Regions from separate parts of the Homo sapiens genome. Here region 1 is linked to region 2. A link is an interaction called in ENCODE POLR2A ChIA-PET data of the cell type or tissue named here. Cell type or tissue: GM12878. All regions are shown on one strand. Each heading gives the region's core, and the rest is flanking DNA. Links, peaks and the distances in the headings are about the cores only.

The links. Peaks named below come from ENCODE experiments on the same cell type or tissue, not always from the same donor. Only the 100,000 strongest peaks of a DNase experiment are listed, where the experiment ranks them.
Region 1: POLR2A ChIA-PET joins it to region 2 with 6 read pairs; 1 of 35 experiments calls an interaction of 5 or more read pairs at or near these places.

What each region holds. Positions count from the first base shown.
Region 1 is chr9:19,997,303-20,001,698 of GRCh38, reverse strand. It overlaps a transcript of SLC24A2 not described here. Among named protein-coding and RNA genes, the nearest start is that of SLC24A2, 210 kb to the right of the region's middle. RefSeq lists an enhancer at 1,200-2,399. In GM12878, for the core only: no CTCF peak of the experiment used is centred there; DNase peaks (open chromatin) are centred at 1,978, 2,355, 2,688 and 3,428; H3K27ac peaks cover 1,916 bases.
Region 2 is chr9:19,548,806-19,553,201 of GRCh38, reverse strand. It overlaps SLC24A2 (solute carrier family 24 member 2), which reads left to right. Exons shown (of 11, transcript NM_020344.4): 8 at 2,934-3,065. All of the region lies in intron 4 of LOC105375988 (a long non-coding RNA gene), which reads right to left. Among named protein-coding and RNA genes, the nearest start is that of MAP1LC3BP1, 88 kb to the right of the region's middle. In GM12878, for the core only: no CTCF peak of the experiment used is centred there; a DNase peak (open chromatin) is centred at 1,931; H3K4me3 peaks cover 581 bases.

The DNA.
Region 1 (4,396 bases), core at 215-4,214, 450 kb before region 2:
GGTAGGAAGATGCTTAGCAACCTCTTTGGTGATGTGGCAAGCAGGCCTCAAAGTTGGCGGATGACATGGAATAGAGATGAATATCCACCAAACTCAGCCATTGCCAGTGGAGGGTGGACTGAGACGCCTTTTTTCACAGTGGTTCTATTTTTGATTCCCATGTGATTTACCCAAAAAAGGCAGGGCCTTGACACCTTGGGGACAGTTATGCTTATTCTCAGCTCAGCAGATTGGGCGAGAATGATTTAAGCAGCAAAGGAAAATTAATTGGTTGCCTTGGCTTCTTCCCCTTCCTGCTAGGCTTAACCCCCTTCCAGATTTCTTCCGCAGGACAGTTCCCTTCTCTCCATGCAGACCTGAGCCAAAATAGAGTGCCAGGAGGGTGAGAGGGTGCGTTGTGAGGCATGCAGAGCACTCTCCACAGGTAAACCTGCAGCTTTGCAGGAAGGTGGATGCACACTCCCTCCTATCCTCAGCCCACTCATTGCTGGATCTAAGAGGACAGGATGTGTGGCGCAGCAGGGACAATGCAGGCTCTGCCATCAGAAACGAAGTGCTGATCCTCCAGGCTTTAACTTTCTCCTTTGTGGCCCACAAAATGCAACTGCCACGTTTGCATTTGATTGTTTATTTTTAAAGTGAGGGTGGGCCCATTAGAGCAATGGATGGGGAGAGAAAGGGCCTCAAAACGTGATCTTTGCTCTTGGATACCAAGATAATATTCATCTTACTATCCATTAGGGTCAGATGACCCTTCTAAGCTTAAAAAGCAATAATTCCAAGTTATGCTTCCTGCCTCCTTCCGTCCTCCACACCCTCTCATACATAACTTTTCTGTCTCAACAGTGATCCTGTTTTTCCCATGAAAGTTTTCTCTGTGTATAGAGGAGGAACAGTCTCACATTTTACTGTTAACTTAGTCTCTAGGGCATGTATATTTCCTGTCTTTATGCTTAAGGCAAAACTGGGGTCCATTCTTTAGTTCAAAATCAGAGCCTTAAAATTATATAACACTGACACATAAGAAACTCCAGTGCAAAAAAATGTGGCAGATATGGAGACTGCGGGAGAAGAGATCCATGTGTCGTGAGTTCCTGATCTTCACTGAGCTCCTACAGCAGTTATTGTTTGTTGCCAGGTGGTCTATTCTCAGGGCCGTTTGTGTTCTGATGTTTCTCCCTTGTCCTCCAATGAGACTGGATAAACTTTTTGAAGATAGAGTTTATACCTATACAATGTTTATCAAGAACTGGCACAAAAGTCTCTGAAACTCCAGTTGAAGGTATGTTTTCACCCTCTGATGATTATAGGGCAGTCTGGATCCAACCTGCCTAGGTCAAATTCTGTCTCTGCTACTAACTAGCTGCATACTAGCTACTTGGGCAAGATTCCTCCAATTCCTTATCCATAAAATAGGGAACTGTTATGAGCAAAGTCCATGTAATATGCTTAGCACAGTTTCTGGCACCTAATGGTACTTCAAAAGGTGAAATAATAATGTTCATTAAGTGCCAACCATTTCCATACATACTAGTTTAAAATCTTTTAAAGTAGGAATTATTACCTCCATTTTACAGCTAGAAAAATAGTAAATCAGAGAAATGTGGTTTTTTAGTTGCAGATCGATCACAAAGTGAGCAGCAGCACAGGTCTGTGTAACCCCAAAGACTGAGACTCCAGCACAGGTCTGTGTAACCCCAAAGACTGCAGTCTCTGAACCTCTCCACACTGTCTTGAACATTCAGGCCATTAAGACCCTGAACTGGGGAACTCCTAGTCTAGCTCTTTAGTCACTTGGCAAAATTGCCACCAGTGACCCGGATGAAGAGGTTGAAAACAGGCCCCTTCTAGACTTTGATTCTCAGCCATGGGTGTTGACTGCTTTGTGCCTCCTGGGTCCCCCTGATGAAACTCTGTGACTCTGGCTCAGGATGACTGTAAGGCAGGACACAGGAGGTCAGCCCTGTAATTCCATAACTGCTCACTCACTGACTGCTTAGTGAGAAACCATGATGACAGCTGGGATCCTTTCCGTGATGAGTAATTACCCTGTCACACAAATCTATTTAGACCACATCCTTCTGGGGTACAACCACCAGTTGATTTAAAATGCAAACCTTTTGTAGCTCATTGCCATGAGGATGAAATATAGAGTTTACTCAGACTTTTCTTTGTTGGAGTATTTATTGTAAATCATTAGTTACTATGAGTTGCTACCCATACATCAAGCAATTCCTACCTAGCCCTGAGTGCTGAAAGAATTCTCTGTGCTTTTCTAGAAAAGGTACCATTTGTCCAAGAATATAATTACTGTATACTTTTTAAAAATCCCAAGCTCATATATTTGTGTAGAGAAACTCAGGCCCAAGGACACCCAATTAACTGGGAACACTCAGTGTGGTTTTCAATACAGGAACCACAAGTCTTCAGGGATGTTAATGAACATGGATAATAAATGCCTCACCTACTACTCAGGCTTCCAGCCAGGGAGGCGAAGGAGTGACAGGCAAAGCCGTGGCTCCCTGCTCCAAGTCTTGCACTAAACACTTTATATAGGTCTTTAATTCTCCCAATAGCCCCAGTGGGTAGGCATTAGCATCTTCATTTTACAGATGAACAAATTGGGGATCCCCATCTTACACCATGAAGCAGTGGAACCAAAACTCATACTGAAAATAATTGACTTTCCCAAGTCTCTCTGCTATATCACCACACACAAAGAGACTTGCAGCCCCAGCTAGCTTATTTCTGGCTTCTGCTGGTCTGATTCTTCTGTGGGTGGCTTTAGAACAAATAGGATGGCTGAGGTCCCCCATCATCAGGGCTGCCGTTGAACATGAAGGAGGAAAGCTGCTATGTATAGCAAGCATTTTTATCTTGCCACCAACAAAGATCAAGCACACAAAATCTGAATCCCCCCAGGGGTGGGAGAAGGAGTGAGTTTCTATTTCTCCCAGACCATTCTGTCCAGAGCACACAGCAATATGGGCAGACAATTAGTATGAACGGATTTGAGCAAAACAGCAAATCTGATTGATGCTGAAAGCACACCCATGTGGGAGCACACAAAGGGATGGAGAAGAGGGGTGGTCATAGGAAGCGGGGCCTGCTTAAAAATTCTAATCCTCATAAGCTTCTGAGGAAGCTGCTCTTTTCACTGGGCAGGTTTTTAATATTTATTGCTGGGGGCTGTTTTAATCCTAATGAAAATAGCATGTCCCTAGGAAAAGAAATGCTGGAGCTACAATGAATGAATGTGGCTCTGGCATTTAAAATGTCTCACAAGGCTCACAGAGGGTAGAGGTGACCCGGAAGTGAATCATTGACAGGCTTCAGGAAGTACTGCTGCCAGAAGGAAGTTGAGCTCAAAACAGGGTATGTGTGGGCGAGTTCAGGCTGAGTTAACCCCTGAATGGGTCTGAATGGAAGACCCATTTCTGAAGAGGGGCACACTCAGAGTTCATCTGCCAGAGTTTGAATCCTAGCCCTGCCATGTCTAAATCTCAATCTCCCATCTCTAAAATGGAGAAAATGATAATTACAGATTTTGTTGTTTCATTGTGAAGACCAATTGAGACAATGAATGTAAATTACTTACCACAGCTTCCGGCACAGAGTAAGTGCTAAATAGTGAGAGATGCATTATTATTAATATAATTTTTATTATTGTATGGCTTATCCTTAATAGTATTGGCTTTTTTCCCAAAAATATAAGGATGCCAGGTATGAACTAAGAGATAGTAACTAGGAGGGCCTATTGGAAAGAGCCAGAGAAAATTAATGCTGAATCTTCTATTGATAAAATTCTGATTCAAATCTGATTCAAACTGAGAAGGAAATAAGAGCTTCTCTTTTGCAGTGAGGGACACAGGCAAATTAACTATTTATCCAAATACAGTTTCATTGGCAAATAAAATGTGTTGCCTGAGTCCAACCATGTCATCAAGTAAGATCTCAACAGAGCTGAATCTGTGTGTAATTCTGAAGACTGGAGTTTGTCTTGCTCACTCCTAGCTGCTGTTGTACGCCTGTTTTTTCATGAGTGGAATCATTTCTAACCACTCAGTAAATTCTCTCTGTTTACCTCTCCCCTTCTATAATAGTGGATCTGTGACTGGGGTTTCCCTTTCTGTTGTTGGGTGAGTCTGACACTTGCTGAGAGTGTGCTGAATGATCCTGACCACCTCCTCTGATCTTCTTGGGCTCACAAATGGGGACCTCAGTTCCTCACTCCAAGGAATAGCTTAAGAATGTAAAAGGTATCATGACCTAAACTAATATGGTACGTCCACTTCCATATGAAAGTCAAAATCAAAGTTGTATCAAACTGTAAAGTAAACTTACTTTTTGAGGTGACATAAAGCTTAAATGGGTACTGGAATTATCTTTATTCTAA
Region 2 (4,396 bases), core at 69-4,068:
TTCTCTAACCAGCTTGCAAACTGCCTCCCATTGAGCCAGAGTGAGACTTTACTTGGCAAAGATAATTTCACCTAATGTATGCCAACAGCCTTGCTCCTGGGGTACCTCTCAAATCCACCCCAGGATTCTAGGTTCCTGTACTTCCCTGTAGCAGGACTTGGCCCCCAGGAGGCTGTGAAGTTTCCATGGAGAGCCCTGTTGGCACAGCCTGAGACATAGTCTCTTCTCCTAGTCCATTTCTGCCCTAGCAACAGCTACCTCCAATGCAGCTTTGGAAGCTGTTCAATATAGTTAATTGTTTGCATTGGACAGTAGTGTGTTTAGAGCTTATACATCTAAACAGACAATTATTATTTTCTGCTATTTGCTAGTGGCAATGCCTGCCTGGTGACTTTGGCAGATGGAGAAAGGAGCTAATCCGTAGGTTATAAGCAGAAGGGTTATTGATGAAATGTCACCATCTGTTGGTGTCATTAAAATGATATGAGTCATAAAGAGTTGCTTTTGTGTTTTATCAGAAAAAGGTTAGCTTGAAGTCGAGAGAAAAGTTGCTAGATTGTGGATGGTAGTGATGAACAGAGCTAGGGGGAGGCATCAATCTCAGAATGGGGAGGAGCCTTAATGAACTCATCAGCTTGATGGGTCTTCAGGGAAGCTGACTGACTCTCTGCTAGAAAAAAAAATCATCTCTCATGTGAGATGGGGTATTTATTAAGAATGATGCAGTACCCCAAGGCTCCCATGCCTATTTCTGGGGCATCTGCCAGGAGGTAAGGGGAAAGTCATTCATTTGGGTTAAACAAGAAGGATCATATCTGGGAGGGAACAGACAGGAAAATATACCTGTCTCCTTAATCCACATTGGCCCCATGACACAAAGATTATTCACGTAGCTAGCTGACACCTTGGGAGGCTGGTGAGCCCAATAGGGAATGATATTCTCTACACCTGCTATATCCACAAGGAAGAGACAGAGGTGGCATAGAAGAGGGACCAGAGCCAGCACACCAAGCTTCCACCAAAGATGGGAGCCCTCAGGATGGAAGAAAGAAAGCAATGGATGGAATAATATGTGAATTGCATAGAAAGAAATAGGGAGTGTGAGGTGTATATTTAAAAAGGATCCAGGGTACCAAAATAAACTGTCAACTTCCTGATGCTGCCTTATTATTATTATACCTAATCCCTTTAATTCCACCATATTTGCTGTTTACAAATTCTTTTACCCACTGCCAAGGACATATACCCAAAGCAGAAGAACCTGTTGTTACTAACCCTTTTCAATATGGCTTCGCATCCCTTTTTTAAATTATTATTTCAAATTGTAACTCCTAGGGAGAGTTGAAGAGATTGTATAAAACACTATACATACTTTCTGCAGTACCTCAGTTTTGCCAGATAAATAAACAAGACATAGCATTGCTGTGAGCCCGGCCTCTCACCCAGCCCTGACCTCTCCTCAAGGCCAGCTGACCTGAGCCTGCCCCTCATGCCACCTCTGTAGGGACACAGGTGCTGGAGGGGGGCGCTGTTACTGTTTGAAAAGTGTATGGTGCTGGAAGCAAGAGCCCCAGGGGTAGGAGCTTTCTAAAGTTATTTATATGGTCTCAAAAGGAAGCATCAGTGGAAAAGTTCCTGTTGATATTTTTAGATCTGATGCGTGGTCCACTGCTGCACTTTCATTTTCAAACAAGCAGGGAAGGGAGTGATTGATGATGTCTACAGTGCTGTTTTGGAAGTATTGAGGGCTCAGCTGACAGGCTAACGGTCACCCCCTGCTGGGCCCAGACCCTCCCCCTCCATCTCTTCTAGCCCTGACTTCAGAAGCTACTGACTTCAGTGGCTGACAAATAAAACGCTGGCCATTGGCTGCCAAGTCAGAGACTCTGAAGTTTGTTCCCTGGCTCCGACACCCCGTGCAGGTTCACTGTCTTGCTTGACTTGTATTTTCTGTTTCTGAGGACTGAGACATATGTTTGCATAAGTTGTCTTTGGCTGCAAGTACAATGGTTTAGAATTTAGCTGTGGTTAAGCAGGTGACCAACTCACAACCTGAGAAGGGTGTGGGGGTGACAGGGAGAAATGAAGAGAGGTCGGTCAATGGGTACAAACTTACAGTTAGATAGAAGAAATCAGTCCTAATGTTCCTTAGGAGACTAGGGTGACCGTAGCTAGCAACAACACACTATATATTCCAAAGCTAGAAGAGAGGGCTTGGAATGTTACCACACATAGAAATGATAAACACTCAAGGTGATGGAGGCCCCAAATACCCTGACTTGATCATTACACATTCAATGCATGTAAAAAATACATTTACCCCAGAAATACGTAAAATATCAATGAAAGAAAAAAACTCACAACTACACAAAAATCAATGCACTTAGCTATTCCAAGGCCAGTGGGAAGTTAATCTCTCTTAGTAGTATTACTGAATTGTTTCTGTGGTTACTTTCATTTGCCTGATGAAAATCAGTGTTCCAAAAAAAAAAAAAGAGAAAAAGAAATATTTTTTATCAGTGCTCTCCTTCCCAAGGAGCCTGAAAGCTTGTGACTCTGTCTTCAAGGAGAAGGAAAGATGGGGAGATGGTGGTCATCAAGTCTTTTCCTCCACAGATATAGTTTGTTATAAGAAGCTCGTGAATTGTAGTTGTAGCCCACTCCAGTTGAATAATCAGTTGATGAACATGAGAAACTGAAGAGCATTCAAGGAGATAAAAGAAAATTCTTACATGCTCATGGCTGGACAATGTATTATTTGTTCCTAGGACTCAGACTGTGACAAATCTCAAAATCACACATATGAAGCTACTGGAACGAGTCCAGAAAACTGATAAGACATGGAGCTTCCCCTTTGTTCTGTGCTCCTGTTGTTGTGCCTGTGTACATTTTATTTTTTTGTTTGTTTAATTTTACCTCTTTTTCTACCACAGACCGCTGATGAGGAGGAGGACCAGCCTCTCAGCCTTGCCTGGCCTTCTGAAACCCGCAAGCAAGTCACGTTTCTGATTGTTTTCCCCATAGTGTTTCCTCTCTGGATTACGTTACCTGACGTTCGCAAACCTGTAAGTAAAGCATTTTAAAAATAGTTCCCTTGTAAAACATATGGTACATAACAGGGTGCATAGTCTGCTTCAGTTTGTGTTAAAAGGAAAAAGGAAGTACACTTGTATCAAAATCTCACATATACCCCATAAATAGGTACAACTATTATGTAACAAGAAAAAATATTTAAGTTTAAGGAAAAAGAGAAAGTGACATTAAGAATATACAGATTTCTCTGAGCAGACACACAATCACACTGATTGTTCAGGTTATCAAATCTGCATAACAAACTACCCCAAAACTTAGTGGTGTGAAACAACCATCCTTTTAGTCTTTTCTTGGATCCTGTCGATCAAGAATTTGAATAGGGCACATTGTGGATGGCTTGTCTCTGCTCCATTATGTCTGTGGCCTGAAGTAGAAAGACTTGAAGGGTTATGTGTATCTCATCTTGGGGCTACCATCATCTGGAGGCTTCTTTGCCATTTCTGGCACCTGGGCAGAAATGATTCAAAGGTTAGGCTCAGCTGGGACGGTCTACTGGAATGCCTAAACATGGCCTTTTCATGTGACTTGGGCTTCCTCACAGCATGGTAGCCTCAGGATAGTGAAATGTTTTACATAAGAGGTCAGTCAGGACTCCAAGAGTGAATGTTGCAGTGACAGAAGGCAGAAACTGCATGGTCTGTGATGATTCAGTCCCAGAAGTTACATAGATTCACTTCTGCTATGCCCTATTGACCAAAGCAGTCCTAAGTGTGTCTTGATTAAAGGGGGAGGAAACAAAAAGTTTACCTAGAATACGTCAGTGTCATATAGCATATCACTCTCCTGTTGGGAAGAGTGTCAAAGAATTTGCAAACATGTTTTAAAACCCCCACAGCGTTTGTCTCTGAGAAGGTAAGAAGGGCAACTGAAGGTCTGAAGCAGGAAGGTTACTCACATTTTCTTGAACATTCTTGTGACTATCATTACTTTAATCGACTATGTTTACTATCATTACTTTAATCGATTTTATTATCTACCATTATCACATACTGGGTGCTCCGAACGCAACAACATCAGCAAATTACAACCTGAGTATAGACCAAATCAAGAGAATACACCCACCCACTGTTGTTGAAGTGAGTTCTTGGGCCATTGCCCCAGAGGTGAAAGAACTAAGGAGAGGGAAGGAGAAACAGCTCTACTTCTTAGTATAGGACCACACACACAAACTCATTCAACAAAACTGTATACCTAATATGCATCAGATTCTGCACTAAATGTTCCTCGTGAGAGTCTCATTTCTGTTTGGAACAGCACACAGTATACTCGGAAATACAGTCCATCCCAGGGCTGGCCCTTGGCG